Regions from separate parts of the Homo sapiens genome. Here region 1 is linked to region 2. A link is an interaction called in ENCODE POLR2A ChIA-PET data of the cell type or tissue named here. Cell type or tissue: CD4-positive, alpha-beta T cell. All regions are shown on one strand. Each heading gives the region's core, and the rest is flanking DNA. Links, peaks and the distances in the headings are about the cores only. Region 1 holds the start of LOC105377295 (a long non-coding RNA gene). Region 2 has its middle 170 kb from the start of CCNG2.

Region 1 (6,982 bases), core at 582-5,581, 80 kb before region 2:
ACTCTTGCAGCCCTGGGTTTGCAGCCTCCTTTCCCCAGTACACAAATGCTTCTATATTTTGTTTCAGGATCTGTCTTCTAGGAATCCCAAGTACACAATCACAGCAGGCACATGTACTATGTTATAAGGTCCCTTTGAAAAGAGGCAAAACTTTCTTCATGTTTTCTGTCCTGAGATTTTTGTTCGGCAGTAAACAGTCACTACCAGTCACATAGCATTCACTGAAATGTGACCCAACTGAAGATGTAGATCAATTCTTATAGCTAATTTTGAGTGTCGTAGTGTAGGAAAGTAATTCCTTGGAAATAAAGTGATTTTCCAAATAACCACTTTTCTATCATTTGTGACCTTAAAGAGCTTACACTGGTCCTCAGAGATCCTTGTTCTGATACTGCTTTAGTCTTCTGTTTATTCTAACTCATCAGTGAAAGTGTGAGTATGCTTTGTTAGAATGTGCTAATGTTAAGGCTTGATATGACTATCAAGAGACAATTAGTGTAGAATATTCATAGTTATAGCCATTATCATAGGTATATATATATATATGATGCCTGTGAGCTTTGTAAAAGTTATGCTTTCAGAAGCATGTCAATTTTTATGCATCTCTAAAGTCAGTTTAGCCCTCCCTGCCTCTCAGCTGCTTGCTCAGTGGAGAGCCCTGGCCTCAACCGTCATCTCACTAAGGTCATGTGCCTCCCTTACCACTGGGACTCTTGCAGACCATACACCGTCGGGTGTGAGAGCTGACTTTTTCAACAGCTGCTTGGAAGGCACAAGTGACAACTTTCTGGAAGTGCAGGGGATTTCATGCACAGAGGAAGGAGGACAAGGATGCTGGCAGTTAGATTCTGTGCCCTCCATCCCCTCAGACCGGCCATGAGAGCCATAATACTTTACAGCCACTGGAGTAGATACGCAAAAGGATACCTTGTACCCCAAACTCTGTGGAAGCGATGACTGAGAGCCCAAGCTGTGAGAGAGCTCCCACATGATCAAGGAAAACATGGTCCTTTTGGTAGCAGGCCCTTACTGCTTTCCCTCTTTCCATAACTTGAGGAATACAGTTGAAGCACAAAAATAGAACAGAAGTCACAAAACAGTGGATTGACACTTGTGATTTCTAATCTTTTGAAGACAGGGTCTCGCTCTGTCACCCAGGCTGGAGTGGAGTGGCCCGATCTTGGTTCACCACAGCCTCCACCTCCTGCATATTGGCCAAAACCACAGTTACTTTTGCAACCTAATAGGAACCTTAAGAAGTACATGGACGTTCACAACTACAAGAATTTCAGCAGTCTACTACACTGCAGTGTTCTCCAGCAGATGTTGTTACATTATTTTTACTTGGCCTACAGAGGAAGCAAGCAGCTGTGTGTTTTCCAGGAAAGTGGTACGCAGGTGAAGTCACTGCAGTTTTCCTGTCTCACTTCATTCTCTTACTCTGGCTGTCCTGTATACTGCCTTCCTCAAAAGATTATACAAATGCATGTAAGCTTTCTCAAGATCTTCCAGAGATCCCAGGTAAGTAATCTTAAACACTCAAGTCCTGTTTCTAAGCAATAACGAGGTTGCACTCTTAGCGATAATATTCCATGCACTACTATGTGACTGCTATACCCAATAAGCAACATATCGAACATTGACAGAGTCAGGCCAGCATGAGCCCAGGCACCAAGGTACAGTGAACTATAAATCCCTGCCTGCAGTTTGAACTCAAATGTGGAGACAAACAGGTGTAAGTACTATGAAGGAAACAAAGTAGGATGTGGAGTGGGTTTGTGATAGGGAAAGAAGCAGTCCTGTTTTCATTAAGGTTGCCAGTGCATACAGCACATCTTTGATTTGCTCTAATCTGCCATTAACTGAGATTGTTGTGAAACTGGCCCAATTTTCCCAGAGAACTGATATCTACATGTTTTTTTTGTATAGAAATAAAAATTGACCCTTCAGTGTTAAAGCTTGAGAAACTTACCTTTGTCTTGTCTGAGTTCCCTCCTTAGGAAACCAACTGTCAGACAAGAAAAGTGAGTTCCTAAGAAAGGAAGTCTCCCCACTGACATCACCTGGGGTAAAGTCTGTCTTCCCTGGCAATACTCATTGTCTCAGTAATTGGCTTTCTCTGTGGCAAGCCACCAGACCTAGGCGGAACCCCTGGCATTCAGCAACGGTAGCAAGACCACATTTTGCAACACTGACTTTCCTTTATCCTTATTTTACTTGGGGCACTCAGCTTTTGTGCACACAGGTGGTATGTGTAGAGTCTACACATGCAGGTTAAGATTTAGACCACAAGAACAAGTAAGCAGCTTTTGCCACCACTTTTCAGTGTAAAATGTCCATGGTATAGAACACACATACAGTTGTATTAGAATGTGGGTTGAGACTAATATATATGAATTACTCATTAGAGTCATTCACTATCCAGTCACAAAATAAATTCTGACAGATCCCTAAACAAAAGCTCAGGTCCTTTGGCTATCTTAGTAGTTTCCTTCCAGCATGTAATAGGGTCCAGTCTCACATTGAGATATTTTGTTCAGCCACAGGATCAAGAGAATGCCCAATTAGGGCAAGCTTGCAAGTTTTGGCCCACAGAAATAGTTTTTCTGCCATTCTTCCTTAAGCACATATCCCTTCTGGAAAAAAATATAGTTTATTCCATTTGAAGTGATTTCCCACACATTCTGTTGCTCAACTTTTGTAGATGAGATATGATGTCTGACAAAGATCAGGAAACAGGTTTAGAGAAAGAAACAGACTCCCTCTCAAGCTAGTAGGCAGACTCTTCTTATAGGGACATTGCTTACACAAGGAAGAAAAAGATACTTGCACACGCATGTTTATAGCAGCATAATTTGCAATTGCAAAAAATGTGGAACCAACCAAAATGCCCATCAATCAATGAGTGGATAAAGAAACTGTAACAGGTATACACATATATATGTGTATATACACACCATGTGTATATACATATATATACACACCATGGAATACTACTCAGCCATAAAAAGGAATGAATTAATGGCATACACAGCAACCTGGATGGTATTGGAAACTATTCTAAGCGAATTCAGGAATGGAAAGCAAACATCATATGTTCTCATAAGTGGGAGCTAAGCTATAAGCATAACAATGACACAATGGACTTTAGGGACTCAGGGGGAAAGGATGCAAAGGGGTGAGGGATAAAAGATTACTAATCAGGTTCAGTGTGTATTGCTCAGCTGATGGATGCACCAAAATCTCACAAGTCACCACTAAAGAACTTACTTGTAACCAAATACCACCCGTTCCCCAAAAACCTATGGAAATAAAAAATTTTTAAGAAATACAAGAAGAGGAAAAACTTCCAATTATAGTATTTTCATGCAGAAATGCAGGCAACAGCCAATAGGCTAAGTATTTGTTTCGACAAATGAACTATTGAGAAACATACCATTTTATGTCACATACTCACACCAACTGGAAAGACTCCACCAAGGAAAAGGTACTTAAACCCCTAGGTTATAGATTCTACTCATTACAGATGCAAAGGTAAGTAGCTGTGTATTTCATCACACCTAATCCACAAGGACTAAGGCTTGAAATCAAGTTATACCACCTGGGCAAGACATTGGTTTGTGCCATCACTCCTCAGCCCAAACCTGACAGGCATCAATCCTGCCTCCTTGCCTGAACTTTTGGAACATGGAATTTGAGCGTTCATGGGCATTGCTGACGAGAACCTGGAGTATCCTAGGGTCAGCCTGCTTTCAACTTCTATTAAGTGAGAAACTATGCTTCAAGAATTTCATTATCAAGTAATCAAAAATTTTCCTCAACCCCTTAATCAAAAGGACCTCTTATCAAAAGGGTACACATATGTCAGTGAATCCAAGTTTAGGTTGTTCAGGAATTTATAAGCTTTTGTGAGAAAAAAATATTTTGGGATTAGGAGAGAGACAAACTTGTATTCCAAATGCTGAGGACTATTTCCAATTCGAAAGCATCTTACCTAGACTCTGGTTTCAGCAGCCATAAAAATGCCTCTCAGGCCCCCAACTTTGGGAAAAATAATTAACAACTCGAGCCAGTTCACTATGAATCTACCTTAAGTGGAGCGACACATGGCCCAAGAAGAGAATGTATACTGATCTCTCAGCAGGGACCGATGGCCTAGTCATCTGGTCAGTAGCCTGGATGGAAAGGACTAGAAAGAGACAAGAAAGTCTATAGGACATGCATGTGAAAGACATGTAGATTTCATGTCAGATGTTAATTAACACCCACTACAGAGCACCAGTCACAGAAGACTCAACGAACAACCAGACAAAATAGCCTTTCCAGTTGTCAGCCAATGTTTGTCAGACAATGGGAAAATGACAATGACCATGGTGGCTGAGATTGAGGCTACATAGGTACTCAACATTGGACCGTATTTCCTAGAGACAACTTAGCTACTGCTACAGCTGAATGCCCAGCCTGTAGTGAGACAAGTGTTGAATCCCAATATAGCACTATTTAAGAAGACTTGCCACTTGGCAAATTGACTACATTGAGCTGCTTCCATTCACAGGAATATGTTTTGGTATAGGTTTGTCTTTCCTGCTTGCAGATTCTTAACCACAACCACTGTCTGGAGATATTTGCACTACATCATTCACAGATGTGGAATTATACCCAGCAAAGGATCTTATGAATGGACTGAGGTCATAGAAGTTACAGAGTGGGCCCCTGTTCTTGAGGTCAACTGGTCATATTACCACCATTCAGAAGCATGTAGCCTCAATGTTGGAAGAGGCTTCAGAAAGCACAGCAGAAGCATTAAATCCAGGTAAATGTGCTAAATGTGTGGAGTGCCCTAGTTCATGATGCAGCAGTATATTACAGAAGCACCTATAGAGCCCTGTATTCCCAGTGGGAAGACAGCACAGGTGCAGTGTGTTCCCCTACAGGCACCTGAATCCTGTTAAACTCTTCCATTCACTAAAAGCAAGAACATTTAATAAGTTGTTCTGATGCAGGGCCCAACATTTAGAAGAATGACCCCATTTTCCATAGCTCTGAATGAGCCACTGGTCACTTACAGTCTTCCTCATGGCAGGGGTAAGTGACCGATTAGTAAGAGATTGTGCTATCTTACACTCTGAGAGCAGTAAGAATATGGATGAAACCCAGGTGATGCACTCCAGTATCTCCTCATACTTTTCTCGCCCTACTGTAACCCCAACATTCAGCAGCCCTGTCTTGAGAAGCACATGATCACTAGGGTTCAGACACTTTAAGATGAAGGTTTGGGTCACATCACCAGGTAAGCACTAAACCTCAGCTAAAGGCAAAGAATGCAGGGTTGATGGTAAAGGAGGCAGAAGATGAGTATCTGTTGTGACCCCAGATCAGCTTCAGTGGCAGGAGCTTTATTTCATCTCAGTAGTATCCTCTTGAAATTCTTCTCAGGAAGGGTATCCTATAGGACAAGGAGTCACTGTTCTGAACTCTGCAAAGTAGTAAGTCTGCACAACAAGGGCTAACTGTAGGGGCTATTAGAATGCTATACTTCCACTGCCTCATTCTGCCTGAACGCAACCAGGGTGCTAAGGCAGCCCCATTTAAGACATTTATGACTCCTCTGATGGGCAATTTGGGCTCTGGTATTTGTCGCCAGCCTTCCCAGAACACTTAGTATTGCACCTCGGTCTAAGGTACTTCCTAACAAACATCTTTCTTCTCTTTCCCTAACAAGGCCAGACCTACACTGTGATCTGATCTTCTCCCAGACTCTTTTGGCTCCTTCCTTAATTTCCCTCACAGCACTTTCTTCCTACCTCTGAATCTCTTGAACATCTAATCCTACCCTGACATCTACATGTAAGAGGACAAAAGCCAGCATAGAGTAGTTTCAAATGAAACTTCATCCTATAATTCAGATGTGGAAGCAATCTTGCATATCCCTGTAGACACAGACTACTCCATTCAGAGGAAATGGAGTAGCAAAAAATACCATCTAAGTCAGAAGAGGTGACTGGGCCCATTCCTGCATTACCCTAACTATGGTTATTAACTTTATTCCATATCGATGTGATGTCTGAGGTATATGGATCTTCCCTTCTAAAACTCCCTACTACTACCAGTATTTCAAAGTATGTCAAGTTGTCACCTCCCATTTGCTCTGGGCCAATTTTGGATTCCTAGTTATGGTTTTATGTTCCACTACAAGCGGTATCTTTCTACTCTTGACCCAAGTAAACTCGTGACTTTCCTGGGCAAAGCTCTCTTATGGCTCCCATTGATGTCTCACAAAGCAGCTCATCAAGGAGAATCCAAAATTAAGTGGCCCAAGGAACCCAGGCTGACCAGTGAGGCCAGAATTCATTTATTTTGATTGGAGGCTCACTGGATTTACTGACTCACTAGGATCCAGGCAACTCGCTTGCACAAGGGTTTGTTATTAACCATGACACCACCGAGCTAGTCCTTCAGTTTGTATTTTATTTCATTTAAAGCTTCTTCTTTGTTTTAACCAGCATTAGTTCTGGACAGTAGTCCCACATATGGCAGGGGATACTTAACTTTTTAAAACTTGCATTAGTCATGACTTTAAGAGCACTATCTTGCCTTTGTAAAGTGGCATATATACTAGATTTATTATAAACAAGATGGCCACATGGGTATGGAATAATTTCATTATATTTGCCTTGGCATAAGCTTTCTGGCTCCCTTTAAAATGGGAGAAGGTAGTTTCCTAAAGTGTGTAGTCTGAGAAACCTGAATTATTCAGTTCACTCCAACTTCATTAACCTTGCAAATAGAGGAAACCCATTTACTCTAATACATACATTAGTGATGCATTGGGCTATAACTTTTAGGATTCTTTGGTCTGCAAGTGACAAACACCTAACTACACTAGCTTAAGTAAAAATAAGTAATCGGCTCACAAACAGTAATATCCACATAAGTGGGCCCACAAATATACCAGAAAGCAGAACTTATTTTTGAGTAGGTG
Region 2 (6,982 bases), core at 592-5,591:
CTCATGGCAAAGGGAAGGATTAATGTCCCTCAGAAACCTAAAAGGGTGTAGTGAAATCAAGCCTTTCCAAGAGCTTACCAGTCAAGCTGCCTTTGTCTATTCTCAAGCAGATGTATGGTGGTACTGTGGTGGACTACAATTGGGTACTCTGCCTAGTAACTGGAGTGGCACTTGCACTCTAGTCTGATTGGCCATCCCTTTCACTCTGGCATTCCATCAACGTAACAGGAAAGGATGTTGGGGAAAAAAGGGTTGCTCCTCACAGGTCTTTTGACCCTCACATTTATATAGATGCTATTGGAATCCCACGAGGGGTACCAGATTAATTTAAAGCCTGAAACCAAATAGCTACAGGATTCAAATCAGCACTGTCCTGGTGGTCAACTATAAACAAAAATGTAGATTGGATAAATTACATTTACTATAATCAACAGCAGCTTGTCAATTACACAAGAGATGCCATTAAAGGGGTCACTGAACAATTAGGCCCCACCAGCTGGATGGCCTGGGAGAATATGATAGCCCTTGACATGTTAGCAGAAAATGGCAGAGTCTGTGTTATTATTGGAGTCCAATTCTGTACTTTCATCCCTAGTTAGCCAAAAATTCCGGAATAACCCCTTCACAAGTCTCATGGAAAAGTGGTTTGGTAAATGGAAAGGGCTTTTGACTTCAATATTAACCTCTCTTGCAACTGTTACAGGTGCACTCATTGTATGATGCTGCATCATACCCCGTATCCATGGGTTAATGCAAAGACTTATTATAGAAACAGTTCTCACAAAAACCACCCCTACCTCTCCTCCTCCATACTCAGATAGGATTTTGTTCCTAGGTGAACAAGTTGAACAACAGAGCTGAATTATGTTAGAAAAATTTGCAGAGGAAAAAGTATCAAAAGACAAAGGGGGAAATTGCCAGAGATGGTGAATTCCTCTTCTAAGGGTTTAATTGTGTAATGTCCTTGTCCTTGACTCAGAGGCCCTACCTCCTTGTACTTTGTTTCTAGCCTGTGAGCAGCCCTCCCACTCTTGTGTCCTGACTTGCCTAGACATGTCTGAACATGCCTTGCACTGCAGCAAAGGGACGACTCCCACACCTTCCCTCCCTTACAAATCATGCATTTACCCTATTTGGACAAGTTTAAGTCTTAGCCAATCAGCATCAGGTTACATTGTGCAGTCCAACCCTAGCCAATAGGGGAAGGACACAGGGATAGAGACTGTGTTAGGGATAAAAACTCTTCTTTGTTCAGTGTGCTCTTGTGATCTGGCTGATGCAGGCAGCACCCTTCTGCAGAAGTAAATTGCCTTGCTGAGAAAACTTTTTGCCTGAGTGCTGGTTTCACTTTGCAACCCCGAGCATTTGTTTCTAAAAAATCTGGGGGCTTGTCAGATTCCTATTCTCCTCAAGGGAAAGGGTTTCTGACATCCAGAATCCCATAAAGCCTGCTGTTGAAGCCAGCCCAACAAAATTATCAGTAATAAACTTGGCTAAGGCCTCCATCTTGTTTCATGGCCTTGGGAACATGACCTGTAACTGTGTGGCAATACTTTTAGTCTCTGCCATTTTACAATGGTGGCTATCTTCTTGTGCTAAATCATATAAGCCAGTTTGTCAATCTGGGTGGTGCCAGCTGGTCCATCAAAGGCAGAGTTTACAAAATCTTAAGCACTGATCTTAAGAGCTATTTAGCAAGGGCCAAAGTCTTGTAGCCTCCAGCTGCATGGCTCCTGGGCCATAGTTTCTAATCTTGTGGCTATTTACTGGGTCTGGTCCCCAGGCAAGAGGAAGTATATCTTGGGAAGCAGTTGTTATCTTTGTTTTAAACTATAGACTGTAAACCAGGCTCCTCCCAAAGTTGGTTCAGCCTACTCCCAGGGATGGGCAAGGACAGCTTGGGGGCTGGAAACAAAATGAAGTTGTTTGGGTCAGGTCTCTTTCACTGTCTCAGTCACAATTTTGAAATAATAGTTTCAAAAGCTGCCTATCACCCCTTTAAAAATACCTTGTACACTTGCCATTAAGTAATAATCTAATTAAATCTCATCGGTTTCACCTGTAAGATTACTTTTTGTAAAGTTCAAAAGCCAAAAATCTTAACTGCTTGGTATGGCTAAAGTCAAGTAACAAGGGATTTAAAAGGATTTTCTTAAAGAGTGTTCAGCTTAATTAAGGGTGTATATTCAAGTTATAGGTATATTTAAAAGGCTTTTATGTTTTTCTCTTCTTGGATCTTGTTTTTCTGGAGAAAGGCTCTTTTCTTCTCAGTCAACGGAATTATTTTTCTCCATTTTTTGTCTTACACCACTCTTAATCATGCATGAGAGGTCCTAAAATAACTTCTGGTAGCATAGAGCTCCTTGGGAAAACAGGAGGTGCCACATACCACATTTTGAAAAAAAAAAAAAAAAACTATTTTATTCATGAAACCCCAAGAATTAAAAGCAATTGTGTCAACAGGACACAATTGGAAAAACTGGTTATTTTACCAAGGCTTTGACTGAAAGGGTGTGTTTCCTTTAAGGAATCAAGCTTGACACGCAAAACCAATAAAAGCCCCTTGGGGGAGAACTGACTTAATATCTTATGTACTACGCAGTCCCCGCACAGGATTCGTAACCTGTGGTCAGTAAAGAATGTCACTTTCTAACAGGTCTGGAAACTCTGAGTTTATCTTAGGACCTCAAGATGAGAGACTCACCCAACTCACAGGTATTGGAGGATACAAACCCATGGCTGGGCTCAGCCTTAAAGTCTTATCTGAAATTAGAAATAACCATTCTTGCTGTACTTTATGCAAACAATCAGGCCAAGTATAAGACTAAAGTTTATTCTATAAACAACACACACAGCCCTATACTTTGTTTTTCCCAAAAATGAGGACTGGACAGAAACTGTGCTGCAAAGCTTATCATACATTTGTCATTAAATCCTAGTCTGTTTTTAAGCTTTTTGCCAAAATTTTAGACTAACTCTGCTTATTCCTGTAAATCAAGTGTTGATCTTCTGCAGCTTGGAAAAAAGAAAAAGGGATGGGTAATGTAAAAATCTGAATCAATATACTGGTTCTGGGCAATTATCCTGCAAATTCTGCAGGTAATAAAAGTGAGTAGGATGCCCATAAATTGAAGTTCCTTTGTTTGGGAAAATAAAACTAAGGAACTTCATAAACCCCCAAAGGGAAATTGTATATCTTGGCAAATAAAATTTTAGATGGAAATTACTACACCACATTTGTAGAAATTGCTATGCTCACTCTACTATTTGCAATAGGGTTATACAGAGTAGCAGCTTCTAATTGAAATATTGGACAGTTTCCATTGCTGTCATATTTTGCTTAATTATCCTTATTAGCAGGAATAATGGTTACTAACAAAAAAAGCATAAGAGTTTTACTGTCGCTGAGTATGCTAAGACTTTTTATTGAGTTCAGTAATGCACTTTTAAATGAAACATACCCCTTCTGGATTAACACCTCTACTTAAATAGAGGAAAACCTGCAAGTACTTAAAAATCAAATCAGAATTAACAGGCTCAGGGAAAATGCCAGCTTCAGCCCTGAGTAGCTACAATCCCTCTTTAATAAATTAAAGTCTTCTTTATGGAATTGGTTAACCCCCTTATTAAGCCCTCTCTTGCTTATATGGCTTATGTTGACATTTGGACCCTGTGTACTCAATACTATAACTTGAATTGTTTCTTCTTGCCTAAAAGCAATCAAACTCCAAATGGTGCTGCAAACAATGTGTGAACCACACATTGACACATCATTCTTCTGAGGACCCTTAGGTCAACCCCAGGTTGAGCCGTAGCTGCTGTTCCCCATTTGATGCCCCTTTTTAACAGGAAGTAGCCAGAAAGAGTCATCGCCCAAAACCCCCTAACAGCAGTTAGTGTGATATTGCCACAGGGAGGAATGTGGTAGGAGTTAAGAAATTATTTTAGGCAGGTAGAAAGGAAAGGGGTCCTTGAGAAGTTTTCAATTTTTAAAGCATCTCCGCTAAAGTTTCTTTTAAAGCCCCAGCTCGTACAGCCAGGCAGGCAACCTTTGATATGCAAATGTCAGCTGTTAAAAACTGGGTCCACCCAAACATGGCAATTCCCGTGGCCTTCTTGACCTTTCCCCATATGTTCCTGGCAACCTGGCTGCCCCCACATATCCCTATGTATGTAGAACATCATGGCACCCTGGATTTGCGTATTAAAAAGTTAGGGTAGGAGGGCCCTGAGCCCTATGCAAATCAGATGCCACCTTCTCCAGCCTCTGCATATACACCTGGCTGGTGTCCACTGCACTTGGGGTTTCATCTCTTGGCTTTGGAGCCCCCCTCCCTGTCTCTGTACAGGGGAGTGTCTTTCTTCCCCCTTCTTTCTTGCCTATTAAACTCCCTGCTCCTTAAAACAAAACAAAAAGACTTCTTACTTTTGCTAGCTTTATCTACAATAGCAATGTATGTCTTACATACAGTAATAGAATTCTAAGACTTCTATAAACTCCCAAACCAGTCATTTGTGTTATGCTACTTTTAGATGGAGTCTTGCTTTGTCGCCCAAGCTGGAGCACAGTAACATGATCTCAGCTCACTCCAACCTCCGTCTCCCGGGTTCAGGTGACTCTTGCCTCAGCGTCCTGTGTAGCTGGGATTACAGGCATGCACCACCATGTCTGGTTGATTTTTAGTAGAGACGGGATTTCACTATGTTGGCTAAGGTGATCTCAAACTCCTGACTTCAAGTGATCTGCTCATCTCTGCCTCCCAAAGTGCTGGGATTACAGGCATGAGCCACCATGCCCAGCTACATTACCTTATTTGGATAATTGCTTACCCAAGGCTTAACTTGCATATACTATAGAATTACAAAAGCTGGCCGTCTAAGTCTTTTGGACTTGAGGCAGATGCCTAAAAAGTCTAACTTCAAGGAACTGTGACTGAGCTTGGTTAAACAAAGCAGCTGATTAACTGAAGGGTTCAATCTGGGCAGGTGCAAGCAAGATTGACTACTGTAGAAGTTGCTGGGCCAGTGTGCTGTATTCCTCATGTTGTGACAGTGCTCAGACAGGGAAACCTCCAATTATACCAAATATTTTTGTACTGACATGTGGGCTACTGCCAATAGACTAGATATTTGTTTTGGCAAATAAGGCAAACAGAGGACCTTACCGTTCTCTATCACACATCAACTAGAAAGATTCTACCTTGGGAAAGGAGGTCAACACCTGTGCTCAGATTCTGCCTTGGGAGAACTCCAATTTAGGTAGCTCCGTATGTACTGAATAGAAGTATCTAAGATACACTGAAAAGATTTTTGTTTTTGAAGTGGTAAGGTACATAGTAGGGTTCATACTGATTACACTTTGAGGGAAATTAAGTATAAGCATAGTCTCCGGAAAGAATCAAGAGCAAGGATTTTCTTTAGAAAGGAAGATTGGAGTGCTAGCAGGAAGTGTAGGGAAGTTACTAAAAGGAATGCAATAAAAGTTAGCAGTTCCAGGCAAGCTGGTGAACAAAATTTTGTTGCCGACTGGAGTTCTTATGTTCACAGAATATAAGGAGTAAAATGCAGGCATGTGTATTGATATGGTTTGGCTGTGTTCTCACATATATCTCATCCTGAATTGTAACTCCCACAACTCCCATGCATCATGGGAGGAACCCAGCAGGAGGTGATTGAATTATGGAGGCAGGTCTTTCCTGCACTGTTCTTGTGATAGTGAATGAATCTCATGAGACTTGGTTTCAAGAAGGGGAGTTTATCTGCACAGCCTCTCTTCTCTTGTCTGTTGCCATGTGAGATGTGCCTTTTACCTTCTGCCATGATTGTGAAACCTCCCCAGCCACGTGGGACAGTGAGTCAAATATACCTCTTTCTCTTGTAAATTGCTCAGTCTCAGGTATATCTCTATCAACAGCATGAAAACGGACCAATACACTAAATTGGTACCAGTAGAGTGGGGTGTTGCTGAAAACATACCTGAAAATATGGAAGCAATTTTGGACCTGAGAACAGACAGACGTTGGTACAGTCTGGGGGGCTCAGAAGACAAGAAAATGGGAAAGTTTGGAACTTCCTGGAGACCTATTGAATGGCATTGACAAAAAAGCTGACAGTTATATAAACAATAAGGTCCAGGCTGAGGTGGTCTCAGATGGAGATGAGGAACTTGTTGGGAGCTGGAGCAAAAGTGACTCTTGTTATGTTTCAGCAAAGAGACTGGTGGCATTTTGTCCCTGCCCTAGAGATTTGTGGAACTTTGAACTTGAGAGATGATTTAGGGTATCTGGCAGAAGTTTCTAAGCAGCAAAGCATTCAAGAGGTGACTTGGGTGCTGTTAAAGGAATTCAGTTTTACAAGGGAAGGAGAGCATGAAAGTTCAGAAAATTTGCAGTCAGGCAATATGAAAGAAGAGAAAGTCCCATTTGGTCTGGTTCTAAGATGGCCGAATAGGAACAGCTCCAGTCTATAGCTCCCAGCGTGAACACAGAAGACTGGTGATTTCTCTATTTCCAACTGAGGTACCGGGTTCATCTCACTGGGGCTTGTCAGACAGTGGGTGCAGTCCACGGAGTGTGAGCCAAAGCAGGGTGGGGCATCACCTCACCTGGGAAGTGCAAGGGGTTGGGGAATTCCCTTTCCTAGAAGACGGAAGCTGTGACAGATGGTACTTGGAAAATTGGGACACTCCCACCCTACTACTGAGCTTTTCCAATGGTCTTAGCAAAAGGCACACCAGGAGACTATATCAGACGCCTGGCTTGGAGGGCCCCACGTTCATGGAGCCTCGCTCACCGCTAGCACAGCTGTCTGAGATTGAACTACAAGGCAGCAATGAGGCTGGGGGAGGGGAGTCCGCCATTGCTGAGGGTTGAGTAGGTAAACAAAGTGGCCAGGAAGCTCAAACTGGGTGGAGCCAACCACAGCTCAAGGAGGCCTGCCTGCCTCTGAAGTCTCCAACTTTGGGGGCAGGACATAGATGAAC

The links. ChIA-PET counts read pairs that join two places held together with the same protein. Peaks named below come from ENCODE experiments on the same cell type or tissue, not always from the same donor. Only the 100,000 strongest peaks of a DNase experiment are listed, where the experiment ranks them.
Region 1: POLR2A ChIA-PET joins it to region 2 with 11 read pairs; 2 of 35 experiments call an interaction of 5 or more read pairs at or near these places.

What each region holds. Positions count from the first base shown.
Region 1 is chr4:77,406,932-77,413,913 of GRCh38, reverse strand. It overlaps LOC105377295 (a long non-coding RNA gene), which reads left to right and starts at 4,477. Exons shown (of 3, transcript XR_938911.3): 1 at 4,477-4,813. In CD4-positive, alpha-beta T cell, for the core only: no CTCF peak of the experiment used is centred there; no DNase peak of the experiment used is centred there.
Region 2 is chr4:77,327,191-77,334,172 of GRCh38, reverse strand. No RefSeq gene overlaps it. Among named protein-coding and RNA genes, the nearest start is that of CCNG2, 170 kb to the right of the region's middle. RefSeq lists an enhancer at 175-1,374. In CD4-positive, alpha-beta T cell, for the core only: no CTCF peak of the experiment used is centred there; no DNase peak of the experiment used is centred there.